Regions from separate parts of the Homo sapiens genome. Here regions 1 and 2 are each linked to region 3. A link is a loop called in an ENCODE intact Hi-C map of the cell type or tissue named here. Cell type or tissue: endothelial cell of umbilical vein. All regions are shown on one strand. Links, peaks and the distances in the headings refer to the core of each region. The heading gives the core; the rest is flanking DNA. Region 1 overlaps CD69 (CD69 molecule). Region 2 overlaps CLEC9A (C-type lectin domain containing 9A). Region 3 has its middle 11 kb from the start of CLEC7A.

Region 1 (6,813 bases), core at 915-5,914, 390 kb before region 3:
GGGGAGAGACAGATTCCTTTATCAATTATACGTGTTAGAATGTCTTCCACTCTGTGACGACTTGTCATTCTGTCCATGATGTCTTTTGAAAACTAGAAATCTGTAATTTTAAGTTTATAATGTGCAGATTTTTGTTTGTTGGTTTCAAGTTATTGGTAAGTATATGTAAAATAAGGAGAAAATAATGTGAACTTCAGGTCTCAGAACCTAGAAATTTGGAAGCAAGTCAACTTATGGTAATGTAGTTCTTTAGCATAGACGAAACACTTTTACATGCATTATTTTAATTACATTTTAAATTTGGCATTACAAATATTGAGAAATATGAATGGGGTGCAGCATTATCAAAGGTTAAGTTTTACTTTTCTAGATTATGCCATTTCCTTTATAACTAGAAAAAATACAAAATGTAGTGTTGAGAGAGTGGTGACTGCCACATCTTTCCACAAAAGAAACCAAGAATCATCATCCACACACACACAAGCCACTTGAGTGTAAAAAATAACCAAGATATATTTTAAAAATTTATTGTAAATTGACAAATTATAATTGTATCTATTTGTGGGGTATAATGTAGTGTTATTTGTACACAATGTGGAATGATTCAGTCAAGCTAATTACCATATCAATCACCATCAAATACTTATAATTTTTCATTGTGAGAACATTTGAAATTTATTTGCTTCGCGATTTTGAAATGTGCAATATATTATTGTTAATTATAGCCAGCAAGAAATTATTTTTTAATGTCCTTTGACAATGACTTAACACAGAAGTGCAGTAATCTCATACAGTCACTAGATGGCACTGCAGCTTTTGCAACAGAGATCTTTAAGACAGGCAGGAGGGGTTCTTGAAATAAACTCATTTTTCGTATTTGTAATTGGTCACCAGACAGTAGAGTCATGCTTTAAATAATAAAACTATTCCCTTTAAGAATTATATATTTGTATCTATTTAAAGAAAACACTTTTTCTTAAGAATAAAATAATTTCATTATAGGAAAATTCAAAATTGGCCGGGCGCGGTGGCTCACGCGGGTAATCCCGGCACTTTGAGAGTCTGAAGCCGGCGGATCACTTGACGTCAGGCGTTCGAGACCAGCTTGGCCAACATGGTGAAACCCCGTCTCTACTAAAAATACAAAAATTAGCCGGGCGTGGTGGTGCGCGCCTGTAATCCCAGCTACCCGGGACGCTGAGGCAGGAGAATTGCTTGAACCCGGGAGGCAGAAGCTGCAGTGAGCGGAGATCGAGCCACAGCATTCCAGCCTGGGCGACAGAGTGAGACTCGGAAAAAAAAAAAAAAGGAAAAAAAGAAGAAAGAAAGAAAGAAAAAAGAGAAAAGAAAAAGAAAGGAAAGAAAGAAAGAGATCCAAAATTATAGAAAAACATAAAGAAAATAAATACTTCCTATATTCCTCCTCCTCAGGGAAAACCACTGTGTTTACTTTAGTAGTTTTACTTTCTGTCAGCATATAGAAATATAAAACATGTTTTGTATATTTAATATTGAACAGGAAATAATCCTATTGTATATATTATTTTAAACTAGCAGCAATAATAGTTTGAGTATTCTTTCATATACATAAATGTTCTTCATTATTTTTTAATGTTGGGATAGCATTTCATCATGTAGGAGCATTATATTTATTTAACTAAATCTTTGGTTTTGGACAATTAGGTAGCTTCTGATTTTTCACTACTAGAAATATCCCTTTGATAAACATTTTTGTGGTTATGTCTTGCACATCCAAGATTATTTCTTTAAAATCTCCCTCCCTCCCCAGTAAGTATTGTCAAGCTGCTTTCCAAAGGGTAAAGGAAACCAGTTTACACCATCACCAGCAGTCGTTCTGGTCATATATTTCCCAATATTTTTCCCTGAAAAATCATTTACATTTTAATTTCAGTTATAATACATTTTCATGTGCAAAATCTAATCAAATTATGAAAATTGACAGCAAGCTTAAAAATATCATTTCTATATTAGTATCATACAATTTTTAAGTAGTTGAATACTGACTATAGCACCTAACAGTTCAATGGCATTTTAGCCTTTTTAAAAAGTTTTATCCAATCCCTACAATTATGTGAAATGTGCAGCTGATGTATTCCCCTTTCCAGAGGAAGAAATTGAAATTATGTTGAAAAAGCAACGCAAAACACGGATAACTGATAGTTTTATTTTACACATATTTATGTAACTATCCAAGATGAATGTAGCCTACAGAGTTAAAATTTTGATAATTAGCTAAAGGTTTGAATACAGGAGTATATCTTTAATATGCTTCCATAGCACCCTACGTTTTTCCTATTATAACATTCATCACACCATGTCAATTCATCTTGTTGTTTGTTTTACAAATAGACCACGAATTCCACAAGGCCAGTTGCCATGCGGAATTTGCTGAGTATTTTAACTCTGGTGTCCACCATAGTAGTAGGTGCTTACTTATAACTTGTGAAATGAAATTTTTAAAAGGCTTTCCAAAAACAAATACAAATAAGATATATTACGTAGAAATAGACATGTCGTGTAGAAACGCGGCTTTATGCCAATACTGGAAGTTTGAAGACATAGTGTTTCTAGTTCTAATAATCATCATGAGTATTTAATACATGCCTATGGTGTACTAGGGAGCCAGATAATGTTTTAAGTTTGTTTTCATGTACTAACTAATTTAACATCTAACTAATTTTAGCTGAATTTTGAACGAGTTCTGATAAAATAGCTAGTCAGCCCGCGCGTGGCAGAGATGAAACTCGGGCGGTCTGGCCCCCGTGCTTTGGGTCTCAGCAGCTCCACGCTCCACATAGATGTTTTGTAGGATCCTTAAAACAGAAGTGCAGTAATCTCGTATAACCACTAGATGGCACTGCAACTTTTGTAACAGGGGACTTAGCCGGGGGCAGGAGGGGTTCTTGAGACAAACCCATTTTTTATATTTGTCATTGGTCACTTGCAAGTAGAGTCATACTTTAAATAATAACATTATTCCCTTTAAGAATTGTATATTTTTTATCTATTTAAAGAAAACAGTTGTCCTTATGAATAAAATGACTTCAAATTATGTGTAAAAAATAACTCTGTTATCCGTGTTTTGCGTCGCTTTTTCAACATAATTTCAACTTCTTCCTCTGGAAAGGGAAATACATCAGCTGCTCATTTCACATAATTATAGGGATTCAATAAAATTATTTGTAAAAATGATAAAATTCATTGAATTGTTAGGTGATACAGTCAGTATTCAATGACTTAAAAATTGTGTCATACTAATATAGAAATATTTTTAAGCTTGCTCTCAATTTTCATAATTTGATTAGATTTATGCACATAAAAATATGTTATAACTAAAATATTAATCGCAAGACATTGTTTTCTAAGATGACTCGGGAGTAGATTGTTGGTAATGATAGAATATTACCGCTAGGAGGCTGCTTGTTTCTTTTTTCCCACAGCTGTGGGAACTCAGGAGCACAGAGGTCATTATTTTTCACTAAGCAGTGTCTGAAATCCACATTTCTGTTTGCCGTTTGCCAATAGTTTAGAGATACCATACACATCATACATTTCCAACAAGCAGAGAAGAATATTGCAAATTACATTTATAAAACAATTTTGAAGGTAATCAAATGTATTAGGCTATTCTTGCATTGCTATAAAAATATCTGAGACTGGGTAATTTATAAAGAAAAAAGGCTTAATTGGCTTACGGTTCTGCAGTTTTTACAAGCATAATGCTGACACTGCTCAGCTTCCGCGGAAGCTTAGGGAGCTTTTATGTATGTTGGAAGGTGAAGTGGAGTGGGAGCAGGCATGTCACATGGAGAAAGCAGGAAAGAGAGAGAGAAAGAGAGAGAGAGAGAGAGAAAGTGCTGCACACTTTGAAAAGACCAGATCTCCTGAGAACTCACTCAGGTGCAAGGAGACCATCAAGAGGATGATGCTAAACCATTCATGAGAGATTCGCTCCCATGATGTAATCACCTCCCACCAGGCCCCACCTCCAACAAAGGGGATTACAATGCGACATGAGATTTGGGCAGGGACACACATCCAAACTACATCATTGAGTTTTTTGCTGATTGAAATATCCCATGAAGATTATGCCTCTTTTCTATATATTGAATTATTTTACATAAATAACTAAAGTGTATGTAGCACCTCAGAATTGAACAAGATACTTTCAGAGCATTGACTATGAGGAGTAATTATTACAGAGCATCTGCTATATACAGAAAAATGGATATGGATACATACACCCTTTAGCATATAAGCATATGAAAACAATTTGATATGTATAAGCTATTATAAAACTAAGGGTTTTACTCTACATGGGATTTTTTCCTAAGTTATAGTAACTGTTTTCTGCTTTCTCATATAGTATATACTTTTTAATGTATTTTGAAGGAATGAACTTTCTTGGAAACCATTGTGTTTATTCTACTTTTATTTCACATATATAAAAACAGCTTATAATTGTACTGAACACAAAATACAAACAAATACATTTTATTGCACATAAAAATATTTTAAATGAAGTATTGAAGTATTGCACGTAATAGAATTGATTTAGGAAAGTCACAAACCTATTATAAGACTAGTATTATTCTAGGTCTGAAGATTACAGAATATTTCCTAATAGAGATTTGCCACATCACATATTGCACATTTTCCAACACTATTCTATGTCTTGCAAATATTCCTCATAGTCTTTGCTTATGTCTTTTCTCTGTAAGACACTGTATAAAAGATTATAAAGGCAAAGAAATATGTACCATCGAAAAGGACCTGTCTACAGCTGAGGAAGTAAAAAAATAAATACATGATCATCCCATTCTTTTTGGGGAAAAATAACAAAGTAAATTGGCAAATTTCTCTAAAAAGAGAGAAATATTACAAATCTTAGTTTCATAAGCATTTGTCCATTTATAAATGCTCCCTGAGTTTAAGGGATTCAATTAGACTAAAAACCTATGTTACCAGCCATAATTCCTTTGTTTACATTCAGTATCTAGTACCAACATCTAACTCCTTCCAATAGTGCAAATGCATGAAGGGCTCTCACTGTTGGTAGTCATTCAGCAATAAATAGTAAGTCCACGCCTAGTTATTTCATTATTTCTGGATTCAAAATAATATAAAGTGCATCCAAAGGTTGCATAGTCATTCTTCTCATTCTTGGGCATGGTTATTGGTCAACCTGTGATGCTTCTAGCTCATGGCAATAAAAGCCCACAGTGCAGATTTTCCTGGAATTTCTTCCTTTTTTTCCATAGTTCTGTTTGGAAGAAAATTCCCAAGACACTATAAAATTTTTTTTCACAAAGTCTCTATGGAAGACTTCGGACCACAGAGCAGCATCCACTGACACAGATTTCCTTGAGTTCCATTCTATAATAGTCAATAAGTGAACATGTTTCCTTATTATTTGTAAGGTTTGTTACATATCCAGTATAAATTCTTCTCACATTCCATGCTGCTGACCTCTGTGTTTTTCAGAAAAACACACTTGTCAGACCCTGTAACGTTGAACCTGTCAAACAATAAAAAAACTTAGAATTATTTTCAGCTCATTGTTTTCATTCAGTTACATGAGAATGAACTCGGAGATGGTGACCTCTGCTTCTTTTAAATTCTTAGTGGGATACACAAGTCAAATAATCATAGACTAATCTGTAGAGACAATGGACAAGAATTGAAAAAAAAATAGGATGTGGAGAAAAAATATGGAAGTAAGAGGAAAGCACGCCATTCATTTGGTTGGCATGGCACCAGATAAGTGATTCTTGGTCATTTCTGAGTTCATAGATTTTTCAATAAATAATTTCACAAAATTGTATGCATTCAACAGCCATGCATACTAGTGCATACAGCTTTAAGGGGTTTATGGCTCCTGAAGCCCATCTGTGGATATGGAGCCATAGGACAAATATTAGGAATCCCTTTTCTAGAAACCTGAATTTTAATCTCGATACTTTATCAGTATTATGATCAACAGCAAACTTATAAAATGATCTTCAAACATTAAATGTATTTTAACTAAAGGTAATGAAAATAGAGTATCTAATTCTGGGGCAAATTTTCTTTCAGGTGTATAGAAACTCATAATTAGGCATTGAAACTATTCTTTATTCTGTGGAGATGAAAACTGAGAAATAGTAAGAAGGATTTATTTTCCAGCAACTGTCTTATTAGTAAAGACTAAATGTGACATTGAAAATGGGTTTTTGTTGCATCATCATAATTATTATTGAAATATTTCCAAATTAACCAGATCTACTACTCACATTAGAGTTTGCTGAGAAAAATTACTATAAGCATTTATTTTATGTATTATAAGTGTGGATAAAGAAAAAGAATAATAATAAAGCCTGTTATTAAAGAATTCCAGAGTATACGCATTCAGAAGAGATTGTTAGAGCTCTTGAAGAGCTCAGCCTTTATATTTAAAGTGCTTTGAAAGGAGAAAAGGAAAGTGATTTTCCTGAGATGCCACCCTGGGGAATATAAAGAGACTTCTGGAGACTTACCAGTTGTTAAATTCTTTGCCATTTGACCACTTCCATGGGTGACCAGGTTCCTTTTTCAGTCCAACCCAGTGTTCCTCTCTACCTGCGTATCGTTTTAGAAAGTTCTTAAAGAAAGCACAAAGGAGTTTGTTACATTAAACACCCTTCTGGGGAAGTAGATAGTAAATCCTGTTTCTCAAAAGCTGCAACTTGAGGCATGACAGCTTATCTGACCATGTACTCATTCTATATAGGATCAGCATATTTGGATTTCTGGTCTTTGAAGCTAAGCAATCAA
Region 2 (6,813 bases), core at 1,271-6,270, 73 kb before region 3:
GAATATTTTTATTTTTGATAACGAAGGTTCAGTATAACACTTTCTTTTTTTGACGTATACTACCTGCCAGGCTCTGAATCTGTTGAAACTTTTAAAATCCCAGTTGCCTATTTTTTTCATAGTTTTTAACACCACATGGATCCATACAGCAATCGAAAATAGTCTAAAAAATGTATCGGCACTTTTTTATAATACTCCCTTCTCTCCTTTTCCAGATTTCAAGTTCCCATTAATTTCTAGCTAGGCAAAATGTCACACTTTATATTTCACTAGAGTTTTGTTTGTTTGTTTTTCTCATTTCACAGTTCAATTTTTGTCTCATAGGATTTTATCACTGGCAGCTTGAGGAAGATTAAAGGAAGCTATGATTACTGGGTGGGGTTGTCTCAGGATGGACACAGCGGACGCTGGCTTTGGCAAGATGGCTCCTCTCCTTCTCCTGGCCTGTAAGTCTCTGAGTGAAATGCTACAAGAAAAGTTAGAAACATGAGGGAATTCAAAAGTTTATTTCACCTTGTACCATGAATTTTCTCCAAGGGACAAGCAGCATGATAATGTTACAGGCGGCTAATTGGGATTAAAGCTAACAAAATTAAGAGTAGCTTCATGCCTTCTAAGTCTCTCTCCTTCCCAGCCCTGCTTCTATTATCTTATAGAAAATTCACCTCACAATTTGAGTGTCTGATGAATAATATAATTATCAAGTGTGTTTCTTTTGTATCGCTTAATGTTTAGAGAATAACTATTTATTTCCACATTAAGCTTTTCAGATGGCAGTGGGGAGATGGAGAAGCAGAATCAGGTGCCTTCATATTTTGAAAATTAAGAGTCAGCAAAGAGATTCTAATTTAGGGACTGTCTTTGGGTATCTATGTTTTCTTTTTCTTTACATGCTGTTTTTGTTCAAATTATATTAACATTCTTTATTGAGAGAAAGAAGCAGTTACTGAAGAAGGAGGATGAAACCACCACAGGAAGTTGCTGTGTCAACACAAAACAAAACAAGCAGCTACACACCTCTCATTAGTTACCCTCAGGAGCATTTCTGAAACTCCCAAGTCTAACCTCAGAAATGTTGACTTGCTTTTCCAGGTTGCCAGCAGAGAGATCCCAGTCAGCTAACCAAGTCTGTGGATACGTGAAAAGCAATTCCCTTCTTTCGTCTAACTGCAGCACGTGGAAGTATTTTATCTGTGAGAAGTATGCGTTGAGATCCTCTGTCTGAAAGAAATTGTGTTCAAAGTGTTCTATTACACTGTTATTTGGAGCATGCCATTGGAAAACCCACCCCCACCCCCCCTCAAAAAAACAGAACAGTAAACCAAAATGTGGGCCATGAAATTAGCAACCTGGGACTCAATAATACACTTGGGAATATTCTTCCACACCGTCCAGATTTCATTTGATGTTGTTCACATTGCAAGAGTAAAACTTATTTAGAGCTACAGAAGACAAAACCCTGAAGAGTTAAGAACAAACGCAAGGAAATAATTTTTATTGTTTAAAGCCCGGAATGACTGTAACTTTCACACAAGGTACGCATCTATGTTTTTGGGGGAGGTGATGTAGTTACAGCTGACTAATATTTTTAAAATAAATAAATAAATTTGGCCTTTAAAACTCACTGTCTGTGAGATCTTTCTATGCATTTTCTAGGCTTTCAGGCATTATGTTATCAGACTGATAGAAGAACAGAGATACGAATTTCCAAACTGGAAGAAAGGCAGACTTCTATCTGCAGCCTGTAAGACAATGTACTTTTTAAGATTTGATTTCTTCTAGAAAGATGAACTACTAGAAGTTGACATAAGCAGAAGGAATAGTCAGGATGCCAGGATCAGAATGTTCTCCAGAGAATTCTGTGAATTCCCTCTTTCCTCTCAATGACCATGCCTGGCATTCGCAAACCAAAGGGCTCATGGTCTGGTCCCTCAGGGTTAACACGCCAACACTTTTGATTACGTCTTTCAGTGCCTCGATTGCCTCATTGTAAAATAACAGCAGAACTTACTCCAAAATATTGTGTGAGGAGTAGACTGTAAATATATGTCAGTGCTGAGAATAGTCTTGCACAGAGTTGAACACTCTATCAGTGCTTGGTTTTGTTCTCTGGACTACACCACCAATCATCTATACACATCAACCTTTATTTGTGCATCCCAGGCAAAAATGATCCCTTTTTTTGCTCCTCTTGGAGGGATATTCAGAAGTTAAAGTTTATGTGTAAAATGTCAGCAACTCTCTGGAGAGAATATCTGCTTTAAAGTTAATGGATTCTCCTCAAATAAATCTATAGACATTCTCTGCCCTAAGTCTGTAGACTCCCTGAAGCATGGACTATCTTATTCCCTAGAGACCATTAATAGCAAAGAACCCTGTGATCTACAGAAAGAACAGATTCTTTAATTATTATTATATTACTTGTTACCACTTACGTCCCTGCAAGAACGCCGTACCACATAGTAGGTTCTCAATAAATATTTGCTTAATTCAGTATAATTTTATTTAATTCTTCATTTCTCATAAAGAGGAGCTGAGATTCATTAGATTATCATCTTTTCTTCCTAAGCATAAAGGCATCACTTAAATATATAAAGTAAAAAAAAAACCTAATTCTCTGAGTCACTGGAAATCATTTAAATGAAACTAAATATCCTCTTACCTAAATGTCCTTTTACAATGGGTAAGGTTGTGTAAGGATGAGAAGAGCATGTTTTTGTTTATTTACCCTTGACCTAGAGTTTAAATGTGGGAGTTTAAGTAAAAGAGATTTTTCTCTAATTTTCTGCAGAACCTGAAAAAGGAGAATAGCAGAGAAAACACAGCATATATTGTCTCCTGTGTTTGATTTTTACAGCTGACAGCTGGCAGCTGAATGTAATAACCTGGAATAAAGGAGAAACAATAGTGGAATTTACTAGCAAAGACTGTTTGCCTTAAAGATTCTTCAAAGTATTGTCATGGAACTATGTTTAGAGGAAGGATACGAAGCACTTATAATCATTCTTTAAGAAGTACAATAAAGCAAAAGGCAAACATCCTTCAGCTGATGTCATCCCGTAGTGTATGATGCAGTATTTTCAAATTAGAATTTATCTACAGCGCAGCTGACTTCAGCTCCTACAAATCTCCTCAGCAGCGATGCTACTTTCCACACAGATGCTATAGTTGGGTGATTCTTCTCTGCAGGTTGCTTTTGGTCCAGGATACCAAGGCTTTTCAGATACAACACTGAGTATGCCAGTCTTATATCCTAGTCCCACCAACAATGAATTGGGCATCTTAGATCTCTTTCATTGAGTTCTAAGTTAGTCTTAAACAAACGAAAAGAAAACTAAAAATAAAACTATCCTGCAAATGTGAAGAGTTTTTTTACATGTTTGGTTAAAGTACATTAAATGTATAAAAAGTATACATAATAATATTGGTAGAATAATAGTAGATACTATTCGAGCCTAAAAATCTATTCATATAATGAAGCGTGTACAAAAGTCACGCAGACTTTAAATCAGAGGATCCTGATTTGTTTGTAATCTTCAAATACTGTAAGAATCTCTCTACAGAGGAGTTGACTCCCAAATATTAAAGCTGGCCCAGAGACAACCTGCTAACCTACTAGACTTTTCTCCTTGTTCATAATGTGTTTGTATCCTCAAAATAAAAGCTCCCCGTTACTCTTCTCACACTTCCTGCTGTTACAGGGCTCATGACCTGTTTCCTGTTGATAAATCCTGAAAGCTGGTTCAATATCCTCAGGAAAAGAAAGAGCTTATTGTGTACCGGAGATCTCAGCTCTACCAGGAAAGGCTGGGCTCCTCGTTTGACTGTTCCTGCAATTTCTTCAGAATTACATAAACAAGAACCTAGAAAGAAAAAAGTCTCCTCATCCAGAAAAACCAGTTCATACAGTGCCCCTCTCTGATTCTCAACTGGATATTGTTCTTAGCAAATCAGATTTTAAAATTCACTTTATCATTATGTCCTATTCTTAATATCATTTTTCTAAAGTGTGTAGTGAGAATGCTATGCTATACACTTTTTTCTGTTGTTTTGAAATGTTTGTTCACATTGTGATCAATATTGTGAGTTTTGCTATAAAGACAAAGGGATTAAGGGGAAACATGAAGAATAAACTCAGGGAAGGAGCTGAAGTATGTCAAATGTATGCTATTTTTTCCTCCTCACAATCTAAAGTGACACTATCCCTTAGTCCCAGACTTGGAATGACATACCATTCAAAACTCACTCTAGGCAGCTAGACCCTTCACATCAATGGCACTTAAAGAGTGGCTTGTCATCCATCCCTGAGCTAGACTGCAGCCACATAGGATGCTAGGAGTCAAAACTTAAATGAGTGCATGTCTCTGTTTTACAGCTTAGTCCACAAAATCATTTGACTTCCTCCTATCAGTCATATTTTCTTTCTGTAGCAACAAGGCTTACATAACAATTGCTTAACTGCAGGCTTACTTCTCATTTCTTGTTATGTACCTATTATATGAACTACTTTCATCGAAAATCTGCACTCATCATCAAAAATATTTGGTAATAAAATCCTTAGCTCCCCAAAGTAGGTGCCCTTCTACAATTTGTTCATAAATACAGATTTCCAAAGAAGTTTGTTGTTATTAATAAATCAAGTTTAGCCTAACGCTGCCTTTTTACGTATTTTAAGTTTAGCTTAAAGGATTCTCTGTACATAATGTCAACTATAACAAGTTGAGGGGTAAACAGACCCTAGTCTATACTTGTGCCAATCACTGTGCTTTGGCCAATCAAATGTAGCCAACTGTTTGAATTGTGTTCAAATAAGGCAAACTCCGAGCTGTAAGCAATCCAGCTTTTTCTGTACCTCACTTCCGTTTTCTTTACTACGTTTTCCTTTTTCTGTCCATAAATCTTCTTCCACCACATGGCTGCACTGGAGCCTCTGAGTCTACTCTGGCTCTGGAGGCTGCCTGATTTGTGAATGAGTCATTGCTCAATTAAACTCTTTTAAATTTAATTGAGCTGAAGTTTTTTTCTTTTTAACATTGCTTATGCATGTGTATGTGCGCCCCTATATTTAAAAATAAATCACTAGATCCTTTTAAAAATATTTTCTTGACTTCCCTTACATTTTTTATTGCAGTTCACATTATGAAACTGATTTCACATTTACTTTATTTCAGCTAACAGTAACATTATGAGGAAATTATAATTATTTCTACTTCATATGCAGTGAAATAGGTTTCATGAAGTAAAGTGACTTGCCTAATAAGTAAATCAGAATAAGAGGTCTAAAATCTTCATTTTCTAACCACAAATACAGTTTTCTTTGCATGACACAATATATCAACAGAACTTGCTCGACCCTGAAGAAAATTTTAAGGAAATCAACAGAAAATTGAAAGGAAAGTTCTCAAGGAAGAATCCGCAATAGTCTTTGCTAAGTGACAATCTAACAAAATGAAGTTTATGAAAATGAGCACCAATGTGTTCTTTCTATCATATGATTGCTACTATACGTCATTTTACCATGAGATAGATGTTTATGAAAAACAAAACTGAAGCACCTCAGTTTCCACTGTTGAAAAACAAAGATTTATAATGTTATCTTTTCTAGCATAAAACCCTCAAAATTGATTTATCAGTAAACCAATAAACTTGGTGGCTGTGATGGTGTCATTCCCAATGATCCCTGTTATATTTGTGCATGGAGTCGTCTCAAGAAAGAAGTGCCTCACAAAGGAGCAGCTACAAAGATGTCACTGTCTCTGTTCATTTCCCATGACCTGACTGGAAATCATGTGCACTAATGCAACTCAGCTTCCTCATCAACCATGTGTTGATGCCATAAGCTCACCTCAAAAGATTTCATTTTAGGAAAACGTTAAAACTGTTTTCTTGAAGCCAACACGTATTTCAAAGACATCTTATTTTCTCCAGATAATCATGTAATCAGTACTCTTGTAAATTCCCCAAAAACTTTCAGTAAGGCACAATCAAAATAATGACCGCTATCATATTTTGAAAAGCATTTCCATGCTGAATTTTCCCACCAACCATAAGTCCATTGTAAAATCACACACACTTCACAGTATTTACATTTATTATTATTAAATCTTCAGTACCTGAAAGGTATAAATATGGGTCAATGGAAGAAAATAGGAACTGAAACTATTACAGGTGCAGATGAAGAGGCTCACTTTTTTCTGGTCTTTAATCTCTCTGAAGGGAATATCGGGGACGGTAGTTCTGATATGAAACGGAGATGGGGATATATTTCTTTCCTGGGAGAAATTCCTATGGAGGGGAGACAATTATCAGAGTCTTAATGGACACAGGAAGGAATGCTTATAAGGCATTGAGATTTGAGATTCTCATATCAAGTGACATCCCTGTTGGGAAACGGCATGGACAAGGCAGATGGGGTCTTTACTGATGGATTGGGAAGGGACTAGTATGAACTGAAACAAACAAAAAGAATTCCTTGTGTATTTGCTGGTACAATCTGGGAAGTGACTGCCAATTTCTGATGGACTACTTGACTGTCAGAGAAAAGGATGTTACCTCAATGTATTTCCTCTACTTCAAAAAGTTTCTTATTCCACCAAGTGTAAGGAAGACATGAAAACAGGGAGGTGATATTAGACATTGAGAAGAAAGAGAGCTAAAAGTTATCTCTAAGCCAAGAAGGCAGATGACATTATGGGTTTCTGAGGTTGGTTGGTGGCATGTAAATAAGACTTCTTGTGACTGTTAAATACGTGCATAAACCCAAGCTCAGAAATGCTGGTGATCCTGAACAGGAAACACGAGAACCCATTTTGT
Region 3 (6,813 bases), core at 632-5,631:
ATTCAAAAGATTCAGGAGAAGGGATTGTAGTCATGGCAATGAGAGGAGGAAAAAATAAAGAAGTACAACCAGGTATGTTAAGTAGTGAGAAAATGGAAAGAACAGTGTAGAAGATACACATGGAGGTTTTGTGATAAGGTAAGGAACCTAGAAATAATGTTGAGAAGGAAATAGGAAGAAAAAAAGGCAATTCAGGCTGGGGGTGGTGGCTCACGCCTGTAATCTCAGCAGTTTGAGAGGCTGAGGTAGGCAGATCTCTTGAGGTCAGGAGTTCGAGACCAGCCTGGCCAACATGGTGAAACCCTGTCTCTACTAAAAATACAAAAATTAGCTGGGTGTGGTGGCAGGTGCCTGTAATCCCGTTTGTACCCACAACAGGGACAGTCTATTTCAAGGGTGGATTTTACCCCCATGCCCATTGCTCAAGGGTCTCCTGAAACTATCTCGGGCAGTCAAAATGAAAATGGTCAGTTTGGGACTCAATGTCCTTGGTCAACTGCCTTGTTCCTGCTTCTTCCAGTTTAACTCACTGAACCCCAGGACTCCTTTTCCTTGAAAAGGTGGACATAGAAAACTTATAAATAGGCTATTTATGAGTTTATAAGTAAATTTCATATACAATAAATAAACAGCCTATTTATAAGTTTTCTATGTCCTCTTTTTTTAAAAAAGTGTTATTTCTTCTCCTCCCTCCTTTTCTTCTGACCATTTCAATACGATATTACACTTACTTCTTTTTCAAGAGTACAATCAGAGAAAAATTCAATTAAATGAATTTTAGAATTAATCCTGAAACCAAGTTTTGGTATTTTTAAACTTATCATTTACTTGAATTTTGAATTGTCTTTTTTCGGAGGGATGGAATCTCACTCTTCTGCCCAGGCTGGAGTGCAGTGGCGCCATCTTGGCTCACCACAAACTCTGCCTCCCGGGTTCAAGCGATTCTCCTTCGTCAGCCTCCCTAGTAGCTGGGAAAAGGAGTCCTGGGGTTCAGTGAGATAAAATGGAAGAAGCAAGAACAAGGCAGTTGACCAAGGACACTGAGTCCCAAATTGGCCATTTTCATCTTGACTGCAGGAGATAGTTTCAGGAGACTCTTGAGCAATGGCATGGAGGTAAAATCTACCCTCGAAATAGACAGTTCCTGTCGTGGGTACAAATGGAGAAACCTTGGAAGAGAAGAAAAAGCATCTCCAAATGTGGGAGTCAAGAAAAAAAATGGCATAGGAAGCAAAATTCAGCTGTGTATGTTTATTTGTTTGCTTTAGGTTACCTGTGGGTCATCCCTCTTTATTTTACCCATAGCGGCTCTGTGTTCCATTGCATTCACTTTTGTTACTTTATTGGACATCCATGTTTCAGTTCTGTATCCTATAACTCAGCATCATCTTTAGTAGAAAAATACAGCAGAATGTGATGCAGGACAGGCCAAACAGGAAGGTCTCTGGACTGTCCCAATATTGATTCAACCAGAGCATCTCTGATGTTGCTTTTTTGATAGGTGGAAATTTTATATACAATTTCATTTAGAAAAAAAGCAATTGAGCAATGAAAATATTTGGAAGCTAGTCACCTGACAAATTCCATTCACTTTTTAAAAGAGGGGTAACAGGCCGGGCACAGTGGCTCACACCTGTAATCCCAGCACTTTCGGAGGCCGAGGCGGGCAGATCACTTGAGGCCAGGTGTTCAAGACCAGCCTGGCCAACATGGCAAAACCCCATCTCTACTAAAAATACAAAAATTAGCAGGGCATGGTGGTACAGGCCCGTAATCCCAGCTGCTCGGGAGGTTGAAGCATGAATCCTTTGAATCCGGGAGGCAGAGGAGGCTGCAGTGAGCTGAGATCCTGACACTACACTCCAGCCTGGGCAACAGAGTAAGACTCTGTCTAAAAAAGCAAACAACAAAAAAAAAAGGTGGACACAGTGGCTCACACCTATAATCTAAGCACTTTGGGAAGTCTAGGTGGGTGGATAACCTGAGGTCAGGAGTTCGAGACCAGCCTGGCCAACATGGTAAAACCCCATCTCTACTGAAAATACAAAAATTAGCCAGGAATGGTGGCACGCCCCTGTAATCCCAGCTACTCGGGAGGCTGAGGTGAGAGAATTGCTTGAACACGGGAGGCAGAGATTGCACAATTGCACTCCAGCCTGGGCAACAGAGCGAGACCTCACCTCGAAACAAAATAAATAAATAAATAAATAAAAGAAACAGCTCAATATAGGTGAATTAAATTACATAAGAAGGAAAAAACTTCAAGTTACTTGTAGAGCTTGGAATTTCAGAGTCTACGTTCTACCCAGTAAATGCAGCATGTGGCATTGCTGCTTCTGACTCTGTCACTGATGGACTGTATGACTTTAGATATATTGTTTAATTTTCTATGCTTGCTTCTTCACCAGTAAAATGATAATGGGTCTTAAATCTCTGTTGGGATCCTTGTATGGCAAATAAGGTAAGTACAGAAAAACTGATAAAAATAGATTCCTTGTGGTGTTTGAGCTCAGCTAAGCCAGCATGAGTTAACCAAAATGATGTGGCAAAATCAGCAGGCATGAATGAGGTGACGGTGCCATCTGCTGCTTCGTTTTAGGAATTTCAAGGTAAGTTAGAGGAATTTAATCTATTTTATTCATTTGCAAGTAAAACTGAAAAATTTCTGCAGGCTAGACCTGTCTCATAATAAAAATGGCACTTTCATTCTGCTAAAAGGCATCTATGGTTCTTCATTCCTAAGGAATTATCATCATTAGGAGTTAGCTTCTATTAAGATCACCTGTTAGAGTTCAATAATTACCATGTACATTTATTTTTAATTTTAAATTTCTGCCACCATCAGTTCCTAGAAAGAAGGGAACATATCTTGCTCAGTACCAACTCCCAGTGCCTAGAGTGATGCACTGACTACATTAAATGGATGAATAAGATCATATAGCTAGCTATTTTTAATTTGTTTATTTTCTTCCTCCATACCACACTGTAGGCACCATGAGAACAGGTTCTAAGTATATTCATTACTGTCAACCCTGTTAGCACTAAAGAAAGAAGGTATTCACTAGAGCGTTGATAAATAAATGAATTAATTAATGAATAAACCAAAAATGAGAAAAAAACAATTCTAATCCATATATCTTTGTAAAAATAAGAGTGAAGGGGAAATCAAAATATCTGAAGTTGTTATTTTTTATCTAACTTACTGAAGTATATATTCAGCCTTTTAAAAATTACACAGCTGGTCAGGTGCAGTGCCTAACACCTGTAATCCCAGCACTTTGGGTGGCCCATGTGGGTTGATTGCTTGAGGCCAGGAGTTCGAGACCAGCCTGGCCAACATGGTGAAACCCTATCTCTACTAAAAATACAGAAATTAGCTGACATGGTGGTACATGCCTGTAGTCCCAGCTACTCGGGAAGCTGAGGCACAAGAATAGCTGGAACCCAGGAGGCGGAGGTTTCAGTGAACCAAGATCGTGCCACTGCATTCCAGCCTGGGCAACAGAGCAAGACCTTGTCTCAAAAAAAAAAAAAAGTACATAGTAGATATCCTGTAGCATTTTCAAAATATAACAAAGTAATAAGACAGGCATAAGTAATTATTTTAATTTGTAAAAGGTTTGGTATTTATTGTAAATAAATAAGACAGTGTTGTATAAGCTTACCGAAGGCAGACAATTTGATATTTATGAATATACTGAGATAGATTTCTGCTATCAGTATTATAGGATGCTTTACTGAATTTGAATTATTTATAATATTGCTATTGGATTGTATGTTATCTGAGAGTTGAGATACAAATTATCTATCAGCTGTGCTGTTAAAGGAGTAAAAGAACTAGGGAAGATCTGAGACATTTGACTGTTTGTTGGAATATAACATGGACCATTAAATTTAACTGTGTTGTCACCAAAGTTCAGTTTAATAATTATCAAAGCCCTCAGATTTCCTTATGGTCCACATACAAGTCAGATGGATGATACTCCTACTTAATTCTGTGCTTCCCAACTCTGTCAATGCTTAGAACTCCTCAATTCTTTTATATATATATGAATAACAATTAAAATATATGCATATGTAAAGAATAATATTAAAAATATACCCATATATTTTTAATTTACTTCCAGGAAACGAGTACTCCATCAGTAAAAATGGCACATTTTTACAGGTGTTATCCATCATGGGATGAGGGGGATCATGGAAAAGTGGAGATTAAGAGGATCTGGGAGATAAACACAGATGCAAAGGAAGTACATTTGAAGATATTAATATAAAGATGGAATGTCTTAAATTTGCTCATTTTACTTGTTACATTTTAAAAACTTGAACAGGCCTGGCGTGGTGACTCACGCCTGTAATCCTAGCACTTTGGGAGGCCAAGGCGGACGGATCACCTGAGGTCAGGAGTTCAAGACCAGCCTGGTCAACATGGTGAAACCCTGTCTCTACTAAAATACAAAAATTAGCCATGCATGATGGCGGGTGCTTGTAATCCCAGCTACTCGGGAGGCTGAGATGGGAGAATCGCTTGAACCCAGGAGATAGTGGTTGCATTGAACCAAGATCACGCCACTGCACTCCAGCCTGGATGGCTAAGTGAGACTCTGTCTCAAAAAAATAAATAAATAAATAAACAAGCAAAAAACCAAAAACAAAACAAACAAAAAAACCTTAAACAATAAATTCAGGAAAGTATACACATTCTGCTAAGCCAGCACAGCCCAAAGTTTACTGTATGAAATACTCTAAGGTAATTGGATATTTGAAATTACATTCACTTATATACCATCTGTTCCCATACCAACTCAAGTTTTCTTTCAGAGCCCCAATAAACCTCAGACAAATCTCCACAATTAAAAAAAAAAAAACTGCAGAAATGCTGGATGTTACTTTTTATGGTTAGTAAAAGAAGGGCCAAGTCAGGATATGTTCCACAGCATGCTATTTTAACAACAACAACAACAAAGAATCCAAAGCAATGTTTACCAGTGCAATTAAACCTAATTAACAGGTCCTTTAGATTATTTGACCAATATGTTCTAAGAACTTAAGAATCGACAATCAAAACCAGAATATTTATAGGGCCTTAAGAAGATAAAAAAAATTAAACAAATATATGAGTAGCTAACATTTCTTGAACTCTTACCAAATTCTAGGCACATTGTGAAGGACTTTATAAACATCATTCCATTAAATCCTCAAATATCTCTGAGGTAGCTATTAGTGGTATTCCTCTTTCAGTTGAGAACTTCAAGGCATTAAGAGGGTACATAGCTTGCCTTAGACAACAGAAATGTTCAGTAATTAACTGGGATTTGAACTCAGTTCAACTTCAGAGCCCTTGTGCTTAACTATCATATTTATTTCTCATTACAGAAATGCATGCATGAACAATAGTTTATTTACATCAGGAGTCAGTAAATATCTTCTGAAAAGGGAGAGAGGGTAACCATTTTAGATTTTGCAGTCCACTTTCAGTCTTTGCTGCACATATTTTTAATAACCCTTTTAAAATGTAAAAATTAGTCTTAGATCACAGCATGCACATAACAGCCCTCAGGCCAAGAGCTGAAGTTGTAGCCCTGATTTAAATGATATAGTTGGGATCAAAAAGCAGTATATGAACTAATAGAAAGAGTTATCCCCAGGATAGATCAGATCATGGCAATTGCCTCTGAATCTAAGGTTTAAGAAAATAATGCACCAGTGTCTATAAGGATTGAAGACAGAAATAGTAAGGGCGAATGGGCAATGACTCACAGGCACTATCAGCTTGGCTAAAGAAGATAGCTCTGTCATCAACTTTGAAATAGAAACTACCAGACACAAAGTCAAGAATCCATCTTTCAGTATTGAAGTACAATTTTTTTCCCCAGGGATACTCTCAGTTCAACTTATCTTTGTTCAATGATATCAGTAGCCCTAACAGAAAGAGAAGCTTAAATACCTAATTACAAAATAGTTATCTTGAACTTTTTCTTATAGCCACAATAGAGTAACAAGGACTCAATTCACCTTCCAAATTAAAACAAACAAAAGGATATACATATATAAAGCAATAGTTTTTAAAACACTGGCTATCAAGTAATCAAGGACAGTGATTCCTGAGAGATGGAAAACAAGCAAGGTGAGCTCTATAATCGCCCTAGCTTACCAAGTTTAGAATGTTTCCAGGCCACACACAGGGAAGGGGAACTGAGGATGAGGCTAGTAAACTCCATGGATTAAAGATATATAAAGCTGAAAGCCAGAGAAGAAAAAGGCAAACAGAGTTCAGAGGAGAGTACAAGAGAAGAGTAGGCTGCATCAAGAAAGAACTCAGAGATCTACAGAGGATCTTGCTTGAGGACTCAGCAGAGTTCAGATCAAAGCACAAGTGTGAGGAGCTACCAGAGGGTCCAAGGAAAGAAACATCCAAACTGATTAGAGAAAACACTTCCCAGTGCTCACACACAGCAAGGAACAGTGCCCTTTCCCAACATCAAGGCTGGAAAAGATCATAGTTCAGTGAGGCTTTCAGTAGGATATTCAGAAACTCTTGCCTTCATAGTGGGAAATAATTAAGCCCCAGAATGAGAAATTCTTTAATATTGCCTATCATAAAAACAATAACAGAAACGTCACACTGTTTCTATGAAACTTAAACATATCTCATAATAAAACTCATAGGAGCACAAACCTATTTAGTATCGACCAAGGTAAAATGAACAATGTCTGGCTTTCAATCAAAGATCAGCAGGCATGCAAAGAGTTACAAAAATATGACCCATAATGGGGAGAATAATAATCAAAACCAACTCAGAGGTTAGAATT

Evidence for each region. A loop is a pair of places that touch in the nucleus more often than their neighbours do. Peaks named below come from ENCODE experiments on the same cell type or tissue, not always from the same donor. Only the 100,000 strongest peaks of a DNase experiment are listed, where the experiment ranks them.
Region 1: it touches region 3 in a loop (11-fold over the local background); 59 of 110 quality-filtered maps call a loop at or near these places.
Region 2: it touches region 3 in a loop (7-fold over the local background); 3 of 110 quality-filtered maps call a loop at or near these places.

The regions. Positions count from the first base shown.
Region 1 is chr12:9,748,051-9,754,863 of GRCh38, forward strand. It overlaps CD69 (CD69 molecule), which reads right to left. Exons shown (of 5, transcript NM_001781.2): 4 at 6,537-6,640; 5 at 4,436-5,539. The coding sequence ends at 5,431. Among named protein-coding and RNA genes, the nearest start is that of CD69, 9.4 kb to the right of the region's middle. RefSeq lists an enhancer at 2,663-2,957 and a silencer at 3,418-3,497. In endothelial cell of umbilical vein, for the core only: a CTCF peak has its summit at 2,875 (motif pointing right); DNase peaks (open chromatin) are centred at 2,881, 3,431 and 5,581; H3K27ac peaks cover 1,117 bases.
Region 2 is chr12:10,064,408-10,071,220 of GRCh38, forward strand. It overlaps CLEC9A (C-type lectin domain containing 9A), which reads left to right. Exons shown (of 9, transcript NM_207345.4): 8 at 325-446; 9 at 1,093-1,624. The coding sequence ends at 1,225. CLEC1A (C-type lectin domain family 1 member A) reads right to left here. Exons shown (of 6, transcript NM_016511.4): 6 at 5,147-6,813. Among named protein-coding and RNA genes, the nearest start is that of CLEC1A, 31 kb to the right of the region's middle. In endothelial cell of umbilical vein, for the core only: no CTCF peak of the experiment used is centred there; DNase peaks (open chromatin) are centred at 3,024, 3,704, 4,364 and 4,894; H3K27ac peaks cover 4,136 bases.
Region 3 is chr12:10,137,629-10,144,441 of GRCh38, forward strand. No RefSeq gene overlaps it. Among named protein-coding and RNA genes, the nearest start is that of CLEC7A, 11 kb to the left of the region's middle. In endothelial cell of umbilical vein, for the core only: a CTCF peak has its summit at 2,566 (motif pointing left); a DNase peak (open chromatin) is centred at 2,563.